2 separate regions of the Homo sapiens genome follow, and region 1 is linked to region 2. Evidence: read pairs that join two places in POLR2A ChIA-PET (ENCODE). Cell type or tissue: IMR-90. All regions are shown on one strand. Links, peaks and the distances in the headings refer to the core of each region. The heading gives the core; the rest is flanking DNA. Region 1 overlaps C9orf85 (chromosome 9 open reading frame 85). Region 2 overlaps LOC105376080 (a long non-coding RNA gene).

What was found. Peaks named below come from ENCODE experiments on the same cell type or tissue, not always from the same donor. Only the 100,000 strongest peaks of a DNase experiment are listed, where the experiment ranks them.
Region 1: POLR2A ChIA-PET joins it to region 2 with 6 read pairs; 1 of 35 experiments calls an interaction of 5 or more read pairs at or near these places.

Annotation. Positions count from the first base shown.
Region 1 is chr9:71,924,182-71,933,026 of GRCh38, reverse strand. All of the region lies in intron 1 of C9orf85 (chromosome 9 open reading frame 85), which reads right to left. Among named protein-coding and RNA genes, the nearest start is that of C9orf85, 17 kb to the right of the region's middle. In IMR-90, for the core only: no CTCF peak of the experiment used is centred there; a DNase peak (open chromatin) is centred at 3,596.
Region 2 is chr9:72,481,392-72,490,236 of GRCh38, reverse strand. LOC105376080 (a long non-coding RNA gene) reads right to left here. Exons shown (of 3, transcript XR_929925.3): 3 at 2,928-6,130. Among named protein-coding and RNA genes, the nearest start is that of TMC1, 36 kb to the left of the region's middle. In IMR-90, for the core only: no CTCF peak of the experiment used is centred there; a DNase peak (open chromatin) is centred at 4,076.

The DNA of each region.
Region 1 (8,845 bases), core at 252-8,251, 560 kb after region 2:
TTTCTTCTGGCTGCTCAAAAATGCCTTTGAATCCCTCTAGTAAATTTTTCACTTCAGTTACTCTACTTTCAGCTCCAGAATTTCTTTTTGGTTTCTTTTTAGGATTTTTCCTTATTGATATTTACATTTTATTCATATATCATTTTCTTGACTCTCTCCACATCTTTCTTTAGTTCTTTGAGTATCTTTCGGACAGCTATTTCAAAGTTCTAATAGATCCACCATCACTTCTTTTTCAGAGGCAGTTTCTGTTGATTTACTTTTTTCCTTTGAATGAGCCATATTTTCCTTTTCTTTTATGCCTTATGATTTTTTTCTTGAAAACCGAACATTTGAATCAAATAAGATAGTAACCCTGGAAGTCAGATTCTCTTCTTTCCCCAGGGTTTGCTTCTTTTTGTTTTGTTTTTTATTATCGTAGATTGTCTCATAAAGATGAAATGATCTAGATTCAATAAATGGTTACACAGAAAATGATTAGTACAGAGCTGAGGCAAAGTCATGACTCTGTAGAAGAGCAACTGTTAAGCCAGTTCTCAATCTCTAGTGTCTATAAGACCCTACTGAAGACTATATCAAAAATCAGATTTCCAGGCCCTACCTTCTGAGATTGTGGTTTTATAACTCAGGAGTTTCTGTTGTATAGACAACACTTTGACAACCTACAGTTAAGGGATGGGGAGTGCACTAGAGCAAGCAAGGTATGATTAATGCCAAGAAAGAATTCAGATAGAATGAGCTTCTATGAAAATAATCTCTTCCTCCCCCGACCATTTCCCAAGGCAAACTGAGTGTGTACAAACTGTACAAACTGAGTGTGTACAAACTGAGTGTGTGTGCTCCTTGGAAAGCTACTCATGTAGACTGGAGTATCAGATCTGAGCATCAAATACAGGAGAAGGTAATTACTAGAATAGTTTCATGTATGATTTGAGGAGCACATACATCAGAATCACAGATGAGTCTTGTTAAGAATGATCATTCCTGGACTCAACCCTAAGATATACTGATTAAGAATGTCTGGCACCTGGGATTCTGCATTTTAAACAAGCTTTCCAGATGATCCTTAAGCACACCAAAGTCTAAGAACCACTGCCCTAGGCAGCTAAAGCAAACCGACATTTCTAGAGAAATGTGTTCCCTATCTCACCTCTGCTACTGGGAATACTATTAAGGACGTGATATACTTTTCCTGAAAAAGAAAGTTATGATTCTTATAGTTTAAACAACACTGGTTAGTGTAGGTGAGAAATAATAAATCGCTGACAAGTGTAGAGTACCTTCTGCTTAAAAATCAATTTTTACAATTAATTAAATCATTTCCTTACAACTATCTTGAGGGATGAATAGTACTATTCCTATCTTATATAGGAAGAAACAAATCCAGGCAGGTTTAATAATCTGTCCAAGATCACACATCTACCAAATATTACAACCAGAGCTCAAGGCCACGCCTCTGACTCCAAATTTCATCATTTGCCCCACTATTCCATACTGCCTTTCTTTTGGAAACTAAATCTTAGACTGATTTTTAATTTCACCATTGAGAGCACTGATTCTTTGGGGTGATGAATTCTGAGCTCCAAACAAGTGACTTAAAGAAAGCTTTGAAACATACAGTGTTTACAGACTAAACACTGTTTAGTTACAGACTAAACATTCTGGAGACTGTTTCAGATATCTGATATATTAGTCTAGCATACGCAGAAACAGTCTCCAGAATAATCTCTGAACTGACAGGAAAAGATATGGTAGAGGCATAAGTCAGGAATCCAGAAGAGCTATCATTTAAGAAGCTTTTCCAAAATCACGTATCAAAAGGCATCACCCCCAGATGTAATTTTTCCCAGATTCTCACTCTGTATGACTAAAGTCCCTTAATTCAGACATGGATTGACATGGGTACTGCACTGTACAGAAATCAGCTGTTTTCTGGATTGACTTCCTCCATGGTCAGAAAAAATAAAGTTTACATCAGTAGTTTCTGGCCTTTATTCCTATTCCTGAAATTTAAGCCAAATCTAAACACCTCGAAGGTTGGGAGACTATTCCTTCTTCCTCACTCTTCCCACTGAATTACCTCTGCCTTAGTTATAAGTTCAAAGGTCAGACCAAATGTGCTAGTGAATCTAAAATTAGGAACATGCTAAGAAATGTGGGTAATTTCTAGATCAGTGATTCTCAACCTTTGTTTGTGTCTTTTTTTTTTTTTTTTTTTTTTTTGAGACAGGGTCTTGCTCTGTCACCCAGATAGAGTGCAGTGGTGGGATCACGGCTCACTGTAGCCTCCACCTCCCAGGCTCAAGTGATCCTTTCACTTCAGCCTCCCTAGTAGCTGGGACCACAGGCATGTGCCACCATGCCTGGCTATTTTTTTTTTTTTTTGGTAGAGACAGAGTCTCACTATGTCACTATGTTGCCCAGGCTGGCCTCCAACCCCTGGGGCTCAAGCAATCCTCCCACCTCAGTCTCCCAAAGTGTTGGGATTACAGGTGTGAGCCAACATGCCTGGCCTGTTTCTGTCTTTACTGTCCACATAGCCATACCTTCATCATCATATACAGAAAGTGGCAAATCATAATTAACGGGAGAGTAATAAGTATTTTGGGGAAAAACAGGGAATAGAGAACCTGGAACATTATCTTCCAACAGAGAATATCCACATGAAAATTAAAGGAAATATAGCTATATGCATGAGTTTCTATCTTCTCAGATCTTCTAGTATCCTTATCATTTAGCTCCCTGCTTGGTTGTTTATGTTTCTGGTCAATGTTCTTCTGCTTACTCAAGTCTGAGTGATTTTATGTGCATGGAACATGGCTGTACTTTGGTCAGGTGTCCAGACAAAAGCATTCTTAGGGAAGAATTATTTATCTACAAAGTTTATTATAAAATAAATCTTTTGGTTTTTATTATAAAAATAATAGCAAACTAAATAATTTTTATTCAAAAGACTGCTACCATAAATCTACAAACCACATGTCTAATTCTGTATAAAAATTCTCCCTGCTATTTTTACAACATTCTTGTGGCTACGAGTAGGTATAATTATCCTCGTTTTGCAGATGAGAAACCTAAGGCTCAAAGAATTAAGAGATTTGCTTGAGGTCACAAAATTAATCAGAAGCAGCAGAGGCAGAATCCATAAAAAGATATCTTTAAGTTTAAGGCATGCTATTAAGTTACAAGTGGAACATGTGTTCCTATAGCTTTTTAGATCTTCTAAATATTAAAATAAAACACATATACTACTTGGAAGAGCACACATTTTCATTGGTACAGTGTTTTGACTTATTCTAACACTGGTATATTAACTGCTTTGTAAATAAGGCCAAACATGCTGGCTTGTTCCTAGAATAACATTAGAGTATTATACATTATTTAAAAGTCACAAAATTTCGAAGTTGGAAAAGTTCATTTAGAGAACAAAACATAATTTTTGCTAAGCAATGTTCTAAGAGAGGAGGATATAGTTTTCTATGATGCTGTTCCCAGATTTTCAACATACTGAGATCTAAACAATGAAGATCTAACTAAATGGTGAGCAATATGGGCCAACCTATGTACAATTCAACTGGAATGCAAAAAGCACCACTAAAGCAGCAATTGCATAGTGTCATGAGGCAACACACATGTTTTTATAAGCACTCATTAAAAGTTAAGTCACCATTTGAGATCTTGTCCAACCGGTACGGTATGCCCCAAGTTAGTGATCTTAAAAGAGACAAACCACTGATGGACTATTGTTTAACATGTATTAAACAAAAAAGAAGAATGAGATTTCCTAATAGGGATGTATGGAGTTAAGTCTTACAAACATAATAATTGGTAATGTCCACAAACCAAATGATTTTGTCTTTAAAAAAAATCTGCTTCGTAAGTCATTTACTTGGGGCAGGTGTAAGAGGACAATGACCATCTTAAAACTAACTTCCTCAAAGATAGGTGCCTCGCTCTGGTCATATTAATATGTCACAAGAATACCCTATTTATGGTAACAATGAATTCAAGAGTCAACTCACATCAGGAAGAAATTAGATTGTACCATGATTCATTTGGTTTAAAGCTCAGTATTCACATGTGACCTGCCTAACTTCAGTTGAGAGCATTTTCTCACTCTTAGAAACAGCAGAAAGAGGATTTTGATGACAAGAATATAAAAATCTAAGGGATAAAATTAATATATATTCTTAATGAAGAATGCAAATTACCTGTAATAAAATACTACCTTTTATTTCCATACTTTTGCTGTATCTGAATTTGTCCTATAATTCTTTTCATTTTATTCTCAAATCATCCTTGTGTGAAGGAAAATAAGTGGTACTGTTATTTATTGATATTCTAACTTATAAAGAGTTGGTATAACTCACCCACAGTTATATAAAGAGTGACTCAGTATTCATGTGAAGAGTCTACTCCTGGTGTGGCCCTGACTCCAAGTTTAGGACTCCTTCCAACATATTAAACTATAAAATGTGTCACAGGTTAGAATTAAGTACAGTCTGTATCATGACCATCTCTTTATTGTCTACAGGAACAATCCAAAAAAATATGAGCTAGTATGTACTCCGCATTATGCTAAGCATCTCAAAGATTCAGAAGATTCATGATGTGTAGTCCCTTCCTCACAGTGCATTCTATAAATCTGAACAGCAAGCAATATATTCTTAGAGTTAAAATAGTGTTTAAAATAAGAAATTAACTAACTGATTTCTTCAAAGTGAGCTTTTAGAAAAATTTGCATTGAGAAGGAGGCATATAGATACAGGGCTAATTGACAGCTCGTGCAGATATTCACATAAGCCATTGCCTTTTTTTTTTTTTTTTTTTTTTTTTTTTTGAGACAGAGCCTCATTCTGTTGCCCAGGCTGGAGTACAGTGGCAGAATCTTGATTCACTGTAACCTCCGCCTCCTGGGTTCAAGCGAGTGTCCTGCCTCAGCCTCCCAAGTAGCTGGGATCACAGGAATGTGCTACCATGCTCTACTAATTTTTGTATTTTTAGTTAGAGTCGGAGTTTCATCATGTTGGCCAGGCTGGTCTCAAACTCCTAGCCTCAAGTGATCCACCCGCCTTGGCCTCCCAAAGTGCTGGGATTACAGGCATGAGCCACTGTGCCTGGCCATGAAATGCAAGTAACTTGATAAAGGACAGAAAATAAAGTAATCCAGTTAACTGTTTTTTACAGAGAGGAGAAACCCCGTGTTTTTAATGTTATATTATATAAATACTACTACAGTTCAAATATCACTTTACTAATGAACTAAAAATCTACTTCAAGAACTTATCAGCTATTTTTAATTTTAAGCTTTTTATCATAAGAAGGTCTTAGTAATATTACTAGATTGCTTACTATTGCTTCTTGTACACTGGTCTTATCTCCCAGCTAGACTATTAACACTACAAAGGCCAGAATGATAGGCACTCAGACTTTAAAATTTTGATGGCAATACTGATTTTTCTTGTTTGTGGCTTCTCCACCACCCAAACAAGACAAGATCGTTAGCTTGCATTTATTTTTAATCCCTAGGTTTGGTTGAAACCTGGAACTATGAGTTTACTTTTTTTTCTTCTAAAAGATTTACCTCTTCTATTTTTATAATTCTATATAACAACAGCATTAAATTTCACTACCATATTGTCAATCATTTTTAAAGTTAACCCAGTTTTCCTAAGTTCTTGGTTCATCAGTTTCTTCTCTCGCATCTTTTTATATTCTGGAGTACACCCCTAAATGTATACTTTTTTTTTTTTTTTTTTTGACAAACTTTCAGCCTGGATGATTTTTTGCCCTGACATATGAGCGAGCCATAGCTTAGCTCTATAAGAAATTCTAAATTCAAAATACTCCTTTACAGTATTTTGTAGACCTTACCCTACTTTTTATGATAATAGATGAGAAGTCTGATGCCTACTTACAGTTGCTTTGTAGTTAACCTCTTTTGTTCCTCTGAAAGAGGGTAGCAATTTCTCTTTACCACTGGAGTTTACCAACCTCACCATGATATGTCTAGGTAACATCTTTTTCCCACAATAATCCTAGAAAGCACTTGATAGAACCCTTCTACTTGAAGGCTTAAGATTTTCCTTAACTTTGGAGTTTTTTTTTTCTTTTTATCATTTCTTTCTTACCTTCCATGTCCTCTGTATTTCCTTTAGACAGAGCAGCTTTCTTAGCTTGAGCCTCCAAATATCAAATTTTATTTCATAATTTTTATCACTTTGACCTTTTTGACTAGGTTTTAGACAAGCCCATTGGCTTGATCTCCCAAATCACTAATTTAGTCTTTAACCTTGTCCTATTCAGCCTTTCTATTAAGATGTTTACATTTCTACAACCACAGTGGTAGTTTTTAAGCAATGTCACAGGATTCTTTTTTTTTTTTTTTTTTTCAACAGCAGTGTTTGCTGGTTTTTGGACTTTGAAAGCTATTTGAATCATTAAGGATATAATTTAGGATACTTCGGGTTTCGGGTTTTTAAAAGTACTCTTCTGTGACTTACATTACCTCTCTTAACTGGGCATGGGAGGGTTTCTAGCATGCGTTTCATGGTTTCTATTTTCCTAAAAAGTTTAGTCTGCTTAGCTCATATTTATAAATGAGGGCCTAAATCTACATTATCCAATATGGTAACCAGTATTCACATTTGGTTATTTAAATTGAACTAAAATTAAATAAAATTAAAATTCCCCAGTTGTGCTGGTTGTATGTCAAGTGCTCGATAGGGACATGTGGTTACTGGCTACCAAAATGGATAGCAATTATCGGGCATATTTCTATCACAGAAAGGTCTAATGGACAGTGCTGCTAGTGATTAAAGAGCTGTAGCTATAGAATGCATTACTAAAGCAGAATTGGGAATCACTATTGCTTTGGAAGTGAATTCAGATATTAATTATACAATCCCTGGCTCTGTTGACAGACTAAAAATTAAGAGCTATGGCTTTGCTTTAGTATACACAGGAAGCATTTTGCTTCTAAGCACAAGGGTTTCTTTGTTAAGCTCTAAGACCAACAGGGATCAGGTATACTGCTCTGCCTTTCTCTTTCATGGCATTTCCCCACTTTAGAAAGTTGTTCTTCTATCTTGGCATTATTCTAGAGTTTTACTGAAAAAACCTTAACTTCCACCCATATTATGTTGTAAATTCATACACTGTTTAGTTGTATAAATCTAATCCTCTCCATATCTTTAGTTATCTTAATTTTTAAAATAAAAGTAGAACTTATTTTGCTTTTTTGTTTAACTGCTCAATGTATATGTTACAAAGTTCGCTACATTCAGATATATAAAAAAACAGCTTGTTCATTTCTTATAGATAATCTGGCCTTTATCAGAAGCTACTGACTGATTAAAACAGTCTCTTTCAGCTATATGTTCCTTTTCTTCGAATTTTGCCTCCCTATATTTTTTCCCAAGAGAGTCTGATTGGACAACGGAGTCCACCGTCTCCTCCAGCTTCAGAGAAGGGACCTGTCTTTGTCCTGCTCTCCTTAATGCTGCTTTCTGCCGACAGAACCTTCTTCAGTTTTTTGGTATCATAGTTCTTTTTTTCTTTCTTTTTCTTCTTACTGAGATTTGGGGAAAAAGAAAACTCCTGCCTCAGCCTCCCAAGTAGCTGGGATTATAGGCGTGTACCAACATGCATGGCTAATTTTGTATTTTTAGTAGGGACGGGGTTTCACCATGTTGATCAGGCTGGTCTTGAACTTCTGACCTCAAGTGATCCACCCGCCTTGGCCTCCCAGAGTGCTGGGATTACAGGCCTGAGCCACCGTGCCCAGCCAAGAAAAGGAAAATTTTAAGTACATGTTCAGTCAGCCATTTTGAATTAGAAAAATACCTCAGTTAAATTTGACTGACTTTTCTTACTGGGCAGTGAATAAAAGACCTTAATAAATGTGTCCCTAGAGACACATTAAAATTAGAATTAACTACCACAGTAAGCCAGGAATTTTTTTTTAATATACTAAGGACTAGCTGACATTGAATCATCATATGAGAGTCAAAGAACTGCTCATTGTTCTGTATTGGTGCGTTTAAATTCAAGCAACAGTGTTACATATGTAAAAGTAACCACAATACTATTTTATATCAATAATAGATGACAACTTACCACACATGACTATTCTAGTTTTACTGAAAACCAGATTTAGCATTATTATGTCATTCAAGTTTATGGGAAACATGACATCCTATTACTATAGTGCCTTATGATAAAGACTAATGATGGTATATTGAACATTCACATATATAAGTATATACCATGATGTCAAATATATTACTCAAATTGATGACTTCAGTGGCATGAGTCATTTAAAAACAAACAAGACAGACACCTGATGTAAGCAACCTATATAAATATTCTCAGAACAACAAAGCATTTAAAATAATCCCTAGCTTAGCTTGGCATTTCATATCCATGATGCTGGGAATGGCCTACAATATCAGCTGACCTCCAAAACTGGGTCTGATTAGTGTAAAGTTGTAATTGAATTCTACTGCTGATGGACCATCATTTGAAAATTATTACATATACATAACTCCATCAACTACAAGAAGAAATACTTCTTTATGACATAAGACTCTGCAAAAACAAAAGCAAAACAGAAAATGCGTCATACAAGTTAGTTACAAAAGGACAATTTGCGTTAACATTTTAGAATGTAGCTCCAACTCTTCTAACTAAAAATACATCTGAGAAAATATCAAAGAAAATGTTTGCCATAAAGTTCTAAAAATGTCATTCCACCTCAAGAATAAGCAGATAAATTGGAAAAGAATTAGGACTAAGGTTGAGAAAATCAACTCCAAAGCTATGGGAAAGTCTAAGTTCACTTGAT
Region 2 (8,845 bases), core at 210-8,209:
TTCTGTGATCTGTCAGTCAAGAGGAATCCTTAGAAGCACCAACTGGCCCTACTTGGCAATGAAATTGAGTGTAGATAGGATAATTATGCTATGCACCTGTGCCTCTCTGCTATCCTAATAAAATCTCAGAAATAATGTCCCCATTTTCCCCACACTACCTTACTCAAGAAATTTCTCACTACCTTACTCAAGAAATTTAAAACTCATATAAGGAAAATGTAAAAGAAAAAGATCTGTGCTTCAAACAAGAATTACTCTCAAGATTCTGCCATTTGGATTATTCCTCATAAATTTCTAATCTGCCCAGCCTGTGATTCATATAGTAGCTGAAATTGAAATCTGTGAAAGAAATTAGGATTACTCCCTTACTTCAGCCTTGAAAAAAATATAGCCTAAAGGAGTTTTGGATGTAGATTTTGTATAGAAAACAGGCATTTAAAAAAAAAAAAAAAAAAGGCCAAGCGCAGTGGCTCACGCCTGTAATCACAGCACTTTGGGAGGCCGAGGCAGGCAGATCAGGAGGTCAGGAGTTCGAGACCAGCCTGACTAACATGGTGAAACCCTATCTCTACTAAAAATACAAAAGTTAGCCACGCGTGGTGGCGTGCGCTTGTAAACCCAGATACATGGGAGGCTGAGGCAGGAGAATCGCTTGAACCCAGAAGGTGGAGGTTGCAGTGAGCTGAGACTGCACCACCGCATTCCAGCCTGGGTGACAGAGTGAGACTGTCTCAAAAACAACAACAACAAAACAAAACTGAGGATTATAAAAGTGGAAAAGGAGAAGGAAATATCCTCCTTCTCTCCAAAGGTGCATTTCTACACTTACAACTCTGATTCCTTTGTTTCTACCTTTCCATTTCCATGCTCCCATACTTCTTTGTAGAACAGCCTAAATGTTGCGGAAAGCACCTTTCTTAGCTTCTGCTGTGTTACCTTGAAGCCACAGTGCTTACCTTTTAGACAGTTATTGCCGCCTTCTTCACCGTGGCTAATTGTCAGGGACAGAGATGTTTAAAAAACAATCACTTTAGTATCATGAAGATCACTGCTAATTAAATTCAACCAGAGTATTTACTGTTTGTTGTCTATTCTTTATCATGCATTTTCTAAGATCTTCTTATCCCTGAGTGAATTATACCAAAAGGCAGCAGATTGTCTGAGCCTCAGGGGAGATTTTTCCCAGTTTGCATTTTTGTTGTTGTTCTTATAGCATTACTCTTGATCATTTGTTAAAGAAAATATTTTTTAAAAAAAATTTACAATGGAAATTTTAAATTTTGAGAGAGTTGATATTTAATTAACACTTACCAAATGGTATTAAGTAAATATATATGCATAAATATGTTATTCATGTCACTGTAGAGACATATTGCATTTAGCCATGCAGGTATACCAACAGGCTTAGAAGAAACTGGGACAATAAATTGAAACAAGCACTTTATCAGAACATTTGAGCAGCTGTTTACATAATATTATATGCTTAAAAGAAACATTAAAGCATGGGCCATGCTCCTAGAAACCATAACATTTAGTTGAATAGATCTGAATATTTTGGATCTCATGGACCAATAGTTTTTTGGGAAAGGAAGAATGGGAGGGACAGACAAAACAAAGAATGTCAATTTTTTATTGTTTTACTAAATAATAAAAATGGTTAACTGTATTAGTCAGGATTCTCTTAGAGAGTCAGAACTAATAGGCTATAGATACATATATATATATATATATATGAGATATATATATATATGAGATATATATATATATATGAGATATATATATATAAAAAGAGGAGTTTATTAAGTATTAATTTACATGATCACAAGGTCCCACAATAGGCTGTCTGCAAGCTGAGGAGCAAGGAGAGCCAGTCCAAGTCTCAAAACTGAAGAACTTGGCATCCAATGTTCGAGGGCAGGAAGCATCCAGCACAGGGGAACGATGTAGCCTGGGAAGCTAGACCCATCTCTCCTTTTCACATTTTTCTGCCTGCTTTATATTCACTGGCAGCTGATTAGATTGTGTCCACCAGATTAAGGATGGGTCTGCCTTCCCCAGCTCACTGACTCAAATGTTAATCTCTTGGCAACACCCTCACAGACACACCCAGGATCAATACTTTGTATCCTTCAATCAAGTTGACACTTAGTATTAAACAACACAAGTCTACCCCTTGTCAACTTGAACCCATACAAATCTCCTGAGATCATACATAATCTTCAAATAAAGACAATAATGAGCGAGCTCATAATTACACCTAACATAATACAACTGTCCTTTGTACAACCAGAAATGCACCAATCCCAAACCCAAAATACTATTACATAAAGTTAGCAATACTTAAATGCTGATATGAAGTCAATAAGTCTTATGTCACGTGATAAAGGAAAAGGAAATAAAATGAAGATATTTTCTTAGTGCAAGTGTGTACATGCACAAACATGTTTTTAACAAAAGAAGGAGGAAATACTCATGACAATTACCGTCCTCGTTTCTGCAGCTGGTCACATGGTCATAGCTAGTATTGATGCCTACCTTCTTCTACTACCCATCCTGTATTCCCTTTGCCTTCAGCAAGCACCTCAGCAGGTAGTGGCTTTTTTCCTGGTGGAGTGACCCGAACCTTCATTCCTGAGGGGTCTAGGTCATTTGTAGTCCTGCCTGGATTGGACTGTTGTAGTGTCTCATTGACATTAATCACAAGGCATAGCAATACTAAGAGATGCCATAATGGATCTTTTGTATTCCATGTGTACTCTTCTTTACCTCTGTTGTGGAGTAGTAGACTGATTTCATCTTGGTAGTAAGGGTCAATCACCCCAGCCAACACTGTAACTCCCTTCTTAGCCTGTTGACTTAAAGGTAGGAGGAGCCCAAAGTGTCCAGGTGGCAATCTTAACTTCTGGTTTAATGGAATCGTTGTTGTGTCTCCTGGTGGCAGCGTTCTTTCCTCTGGAACTAAGACCTCTAGGCCAGCAGAACATAATGTCATGGGAACAGGTAGCAAAAATTTTGCTGGTGGATAACTAGGGGTGATGTTGAGTGGTGCCACCTCCACTTCCATCCCCTGATTCCTGGACCTGTGAATCCTGGCTATGGGAGAAACAGTACCATATATTGGACACTAATTCAGAGCATACATGGCCTTCTGGATAACTTTGCCCCCACTCTGCAAAGTATTGTCACCTAGTTGGCATTGTAATGGTGACTTCAAAAAGCCATTCCACCATTCTATCAATCCAGCTGCTTCAGGATGATGGGGAACATGGTAAGATCAGTGAATTCCATGAACATGAGCCAAAAAAAAACCCAAACAATCTTCATTCAGCCAATTTAAGGGGGTGGAGGTAAGAGAAGAGTGAGCACAAAGAATGAGGACACAGAAAAAAAAAAAAAAACGAAGAGACATAGAGAAAGAGGCTGCAGCTGTTCTGGCATATTAACAGAAAAGTTCCCAAATACACCAGGACATCAGACTGCCCTTGGGCTCACAAATCTTCAGGGTCAAAAAGACAGACACATAATGCCATAATGAACAATGTGAGCAGTCATTGCTCCTAAGAAGCTTCCATTCTAGTGGTAGAAAATGTAGGTCAAAATCAGGCAGGGAAGTTCCTTGAATTTCAAGCTTAGAAATTTTGACATTATATTCTGGCTAATGAGCAATCAGCAGTGTTTTACTACATGTTACTCGAAGTTTCTTAGTAGACTCACAGAGGGGTATTTATTCATTGGCTCCCAGGTTTGAAATAAACCAACCATAACTCTCAGGTTAGTAATGGTGCTTCTGTGAATAGGAGGGGAAAAAAAATCCCCCATCCAATGAATACAAAGGGGCAGTCCAGGGTAATGTGTATTTATTTCCTTTTCCAAGAACTCAAGGCACATTTTCAGCCCTCAGCTCAGTTTAGTTTTCCCAGTCTGGTCAGTAACATGATATCAAGGTGTTTGTGTGTGTGTGTGTGTGTGTGTGTGTGTTTGAGACAGAGAGAGAGAGAGAGATTGGGAAAGGGGCAGGGTGAGAAGAAAGTACAGTTCAGTGGTTACTAATGGATCACTAAATTTTTCCCCCATGTAAAGATTTTTTAGCCTCTCTTTCTTGTATCTTATGTCATGTCTTGGCATTCAGTCAGCACTCCCAGAGGCAGGCCCATTAACTCTTTCAAGCCTCTAGAGTACTATTCATACCATTCAGTGCATTCCGGTACTGCACTAAGCATACCATGCAAGAATGCTATTTAGTTCAATGCACTCGTGATACATAAAGCAATTCCCTGAAGGCCTGAAAGAGTTAACCTACATCTCTCTCTGAACATTTGGCTTAGTGCAAGGGATTGACTGAGAAACTGGGGACAATAGAGCCCAGTGTCTCATTAACTGGCATAGAATTCCATTGACATAAGAAGAAATAGACAATATCATCTTTAATACAAGTGGAAAAACTGAGAACCCCAAGAAGTTTTTGCCTACAGTCACACAATAAGCTGGTCTCACAGGCAAGACCATTTCCAGGTCTCCAAATGTTCTGCCTGGAGCTCTGCCTAGGTTTCCTTTAAACCCAAACTCATGCAGGGATGGAGCAGATGAAAGTGTGTGAGAGGGCAGAGGTTAACACAAGAGTCCTGTGGGCCCATGTCTTACAAACGCAAATGCTGGATTATTCTGTTATAAATCCTTCTTGGGAGGAAATTTATTATTATTATTATTATTACTCTGTTGCCCAGGCTGGAGTGCAGTAGCACAATCTCAGCTCACTATAACCTCTGCCTCCCAGGTTCAAGCGATTCTCCTGCCTCAGCCTTCCGAGTAGCTAGGACCACAGGCACGCACCACCAGTCCTGGTTAATGTTTGTATTTTTAGTAGAGACGGGTTTTCACTATGTTGGCCAGGCTGGTCTCGAACTCCTGACCTCAAGTGATCTGCCTACTTTGGTCTCCCAAAATGCTAAGATTACAGGCGCGAGCCACCGCGCCCGGCCAGAAATGAAATTTTAAGTAAAACCTGTAAAATCATCCCTTCCAGATTTCCTTCGGACAGTGGTATAGTCACCTCCAACCACACCAGACCCAGCAACCTTTCTGCATTTTACCTCAATTCCCATCAACATGTTTGCAACTTCCCATAGTTTGTTTTCATCTCTTTCTAGTAGGGGTTGAAAAAGTATCTTGAGAATGGAGAGATGGGGCCAGAGCATACACTCTCCTGATAGCTCAACAGAAAGCATTGCATGAGGCTGGGCAAGCCTGCTTGGGGTGCCCCTGGGATGCTGCACAGCTAATTTGCACAGTGGCACTGCATTTAGATTCCTTATGAGGCGAGTCTCAAGTTTAAAGCGCTCTGTGGCTGGAGAAGGGGCTGGAAATAAAGAAGGTGGTGATATTTCCAGGATTTTGCAATAGAACTGTGACCAAACCCTTTCATGCTAAAGTTCAAAATAATATGCATTGGAGCTGGAAGTGAACTTAGATATCACCTGGTCAAACCCTCATCTTGTCACCAAGAAAACCGAGGTAGACAAGGGAAGTGACCTATCTCGGGCCACACAAGTCATTAATAGCACAGTTGGTGGGTAAGGTATTTTAAGCCATAAGGAATGAAAGAGAAGTTCATGGTTACATCAGATAATAAGGATTGATTTTAAGGACACACAGGGGTAGCAGATGTCAGCGGTAACATGACCAAACCTCACCAAGCACTAAACACTGCAGGCACATAAGGTGAATTTATACCCAATCTACTTCTTTTGCTCTGGCAGATACTCCTTAAATGTAGGTATCTGTCTGCCTGCTTCAGTCCTTTGCTGTTATGGGCACTAACTACTTTCTGCCTTGCTTTTACTGCTATTGTTTACATGCATTCATATGTTTCCACTTTCCTTTTCTCTGTTTCTTAATTCCTGCTTGCCAGAGCTTCTGCTTCCTGTGGATGCTTTCTGGCTTATTTTCTGTGTGTCTTTTCCCTTCTGTCCATCTTCCAAGGGTTGACTTCTCTTGAATGGATTTACATTCGAGTTCCTGGAGGGAGGATCTGATGGGTTCATGTAGCAACTCTGCAGTAGTGCTACAGAGCTCTTCCTCCAGATCTCAGCGTTATTACAGATGATGGCTTTATTCAGGGAGGTGTCTATCCCTGGTCAAACAGAATAGGACAGACAGATAAAGTTGAATGTCATCTTTCCTCAGAATGGGGCTTTGAGCATGGAAACCACGTTAAGCATAATAGATTTCTCCCCAGATTAGTACTTTGGACTAGATCCCACATCTCCTCAGTTCTAGTATAGCATACAGTAGTGAGTAAGAAAATATTTCTGAAGCACAAATGACTGGGTTTTAATCATATGACCATTACTTCTAGCAAGTTATGCTTTAGATTATGCTCTGAGATAGCAAGTTATACAACTGAACATTCCTTATCTATAACATAGATTATCATATCACCTGTCGTATAGAGTAAGGGAGGACTGGGATTATTTACATAAAGTGTTTAGGAGAGTATCTGACCCATAAGTACCCCATAAATGTTAGATGTTTTATTATATTGTTTTCTTTGCACAGCACCTGTGATGATTTTAAAGTATGTCTAAAAATTCTTTGATATTTTTCCCATAAACGATGCAGTCTAATTCTCCTGCTTTGAGTATGGCCCACATTAGTGACTTGCTTCTTACAAGCAAAATACAACAAAAGTTATGCTGTATGACTTTTAAGGCTAGGTCAGACAAGATGATATTGCTTCTGCATTGTTGGGATTCTTGCCTTTGGAACCCAGACACCATGATGTGAGGAAGCTCAAAACCCATGGAGAGGCCACATATAGGTGTTCTGACCAACAGCCCTAGCTAAGGTCTCAGCCAACAACCAGCATCAATCACTAGCTATGAAGCAATGAGCCTTCAGATAATCCCAGCCCCAGGCTTCAAGTTTTCCAACTGACGTTCCAGATGTCATGGTGCAGACCCACTCCAAACTTTGTTTGAAATCCTGACCCACAGGATCTGTGAACAATTACTGACGGTTGATTTACACCATTTAATTTGGGGGGAATTTAGGCAGCCATGGCCTTTTATTTCTTCATCCGTATGAGAGTACTGTTTGTGGGGACCTTGACAGGATTCAGGAAACATCAGATTTTCTCTAAAGCTTGGCTTCTACACTGCAGTGTTTCTTCACTAGTGTGTTAGGCCGTTCTTGCATTGCTATAGAGAAATACCTAAGACTAGGCAATTTATAACAAAAGAGGTTTAATTGACTCATGGTTTGGCAGGCTGTACAGGAGGCATAGTGACATCTGCTTCTGGGAAGGCCTCAGGAAGCTTCCAATCATGGTGGAAGTCAAAGAGGGAGCAAGACACATCGCATGGCGAAGGCAGGAGCAAGGGAGGGAGAGAACAAGGTGCCACACACTTTTAAACAAGCAGATCTTGGGAGAATTCACTCACTATCATGACGACAATACCAACGGGATGTTGCTAAACCATTCACAAGAAATCTGCCCCTATGACCCAAATACCTCCCACCAGGCCCCACCTCCAACGCTGGCGATTACATTTCGATTTGAGATTCAGATAGGGACAGATATACAATCTATATCAACTAGGGAGTGGATTATAATGCCCAGGACTTTTAAAAATGCATAGCCCCCAGACATGCTGGCTTAGCACCAATTCTATGGGACTTATACATGTATAATTTGAAAATGTTCATTATTTAACTTCAACAAATCTTCACTGGGAGAGATCATTTACATACCTAGTCCTTACGCTGAATTTGGAGGGCAAGAGCTGATGACTTTCATTCACATTCATTAGTGCTCTATAAGAATCTATGTATGCCTGGCTTTCCTGCCAGGTGTCCTTTTGGGAAGACCATACTTCCTGTCTGTGAATGAATTAGAAGGATATTTGGTATTTCTGGTGTGTAGGCATCTTCTGATGGAATCCAGGTTAGGAATGGCAGACACCAAGCTATGATCTTCAACAGTGAATTCTCAATATATTAAGAAAAACCCATTTAAGTTTTCCCTTCAAAATCTGGAGAGCCGGTAACAAGACAAGGTTGTTCACTCTCATCATTTCTACAAGGTACTGGATGGTCGAGCCAGGGCAGTTAGGCAAGAAAAAGAAATAAAAAGCATTCAGATTGGAAAGAAAGTAAAACTATCTCTATTTGCAGATGACATAAACTTACATATAAAATTCAGAGAGTTTTGCAAGGCATCTTTTGGGCCCAGAAAACCAAAAAGAATTTCTATCTCCCTCCCACACTCACTAGAACAGAGATTCTCAAACTTTGCTATACAAGAGAGCTGTTAATCTTCCAACTATGCCCAGCTTCCAGAGACTGTGTTATCTGATGTACTGGGCTGCGAAATTTCATTTTAAGAAGCACCCCTAAGAAATCCAATGCAGGTGAATTTTAGATAACTTTGTAAAATGCAAAACAAAATCTTTCAAAATTGTTTAGCTCAATGATTTAGAGTATAATGCCTAGAACTTTATTGCCTGGGTTTGATTCTTGACTCTTCTACTTGCTAGCTGTGTGACCTTGAGCGCGGCACTTACCTTTACTGTGCCTCAGTTTCTCCAAATGTAGAATGGGGTTAATGATAGTGCACCTGCCTCACAGGTTTACTGCATGCGTTAAATACAATAATGTCTGTGAAACAGTTAGACTAAAAATTGTTCTAATTGTTCTTACTGTCACTTATTTGCTGTAGGGGAACTACCTGGTTATCCCTGGAAGCTATACCTTGCCTGTAGACACTATAGCAAAATGCAATGACTCTAATAAATGTAGGAAAACCACATGAACTCTGTTCATGCTCTTCTCTACTGACGTTCACATG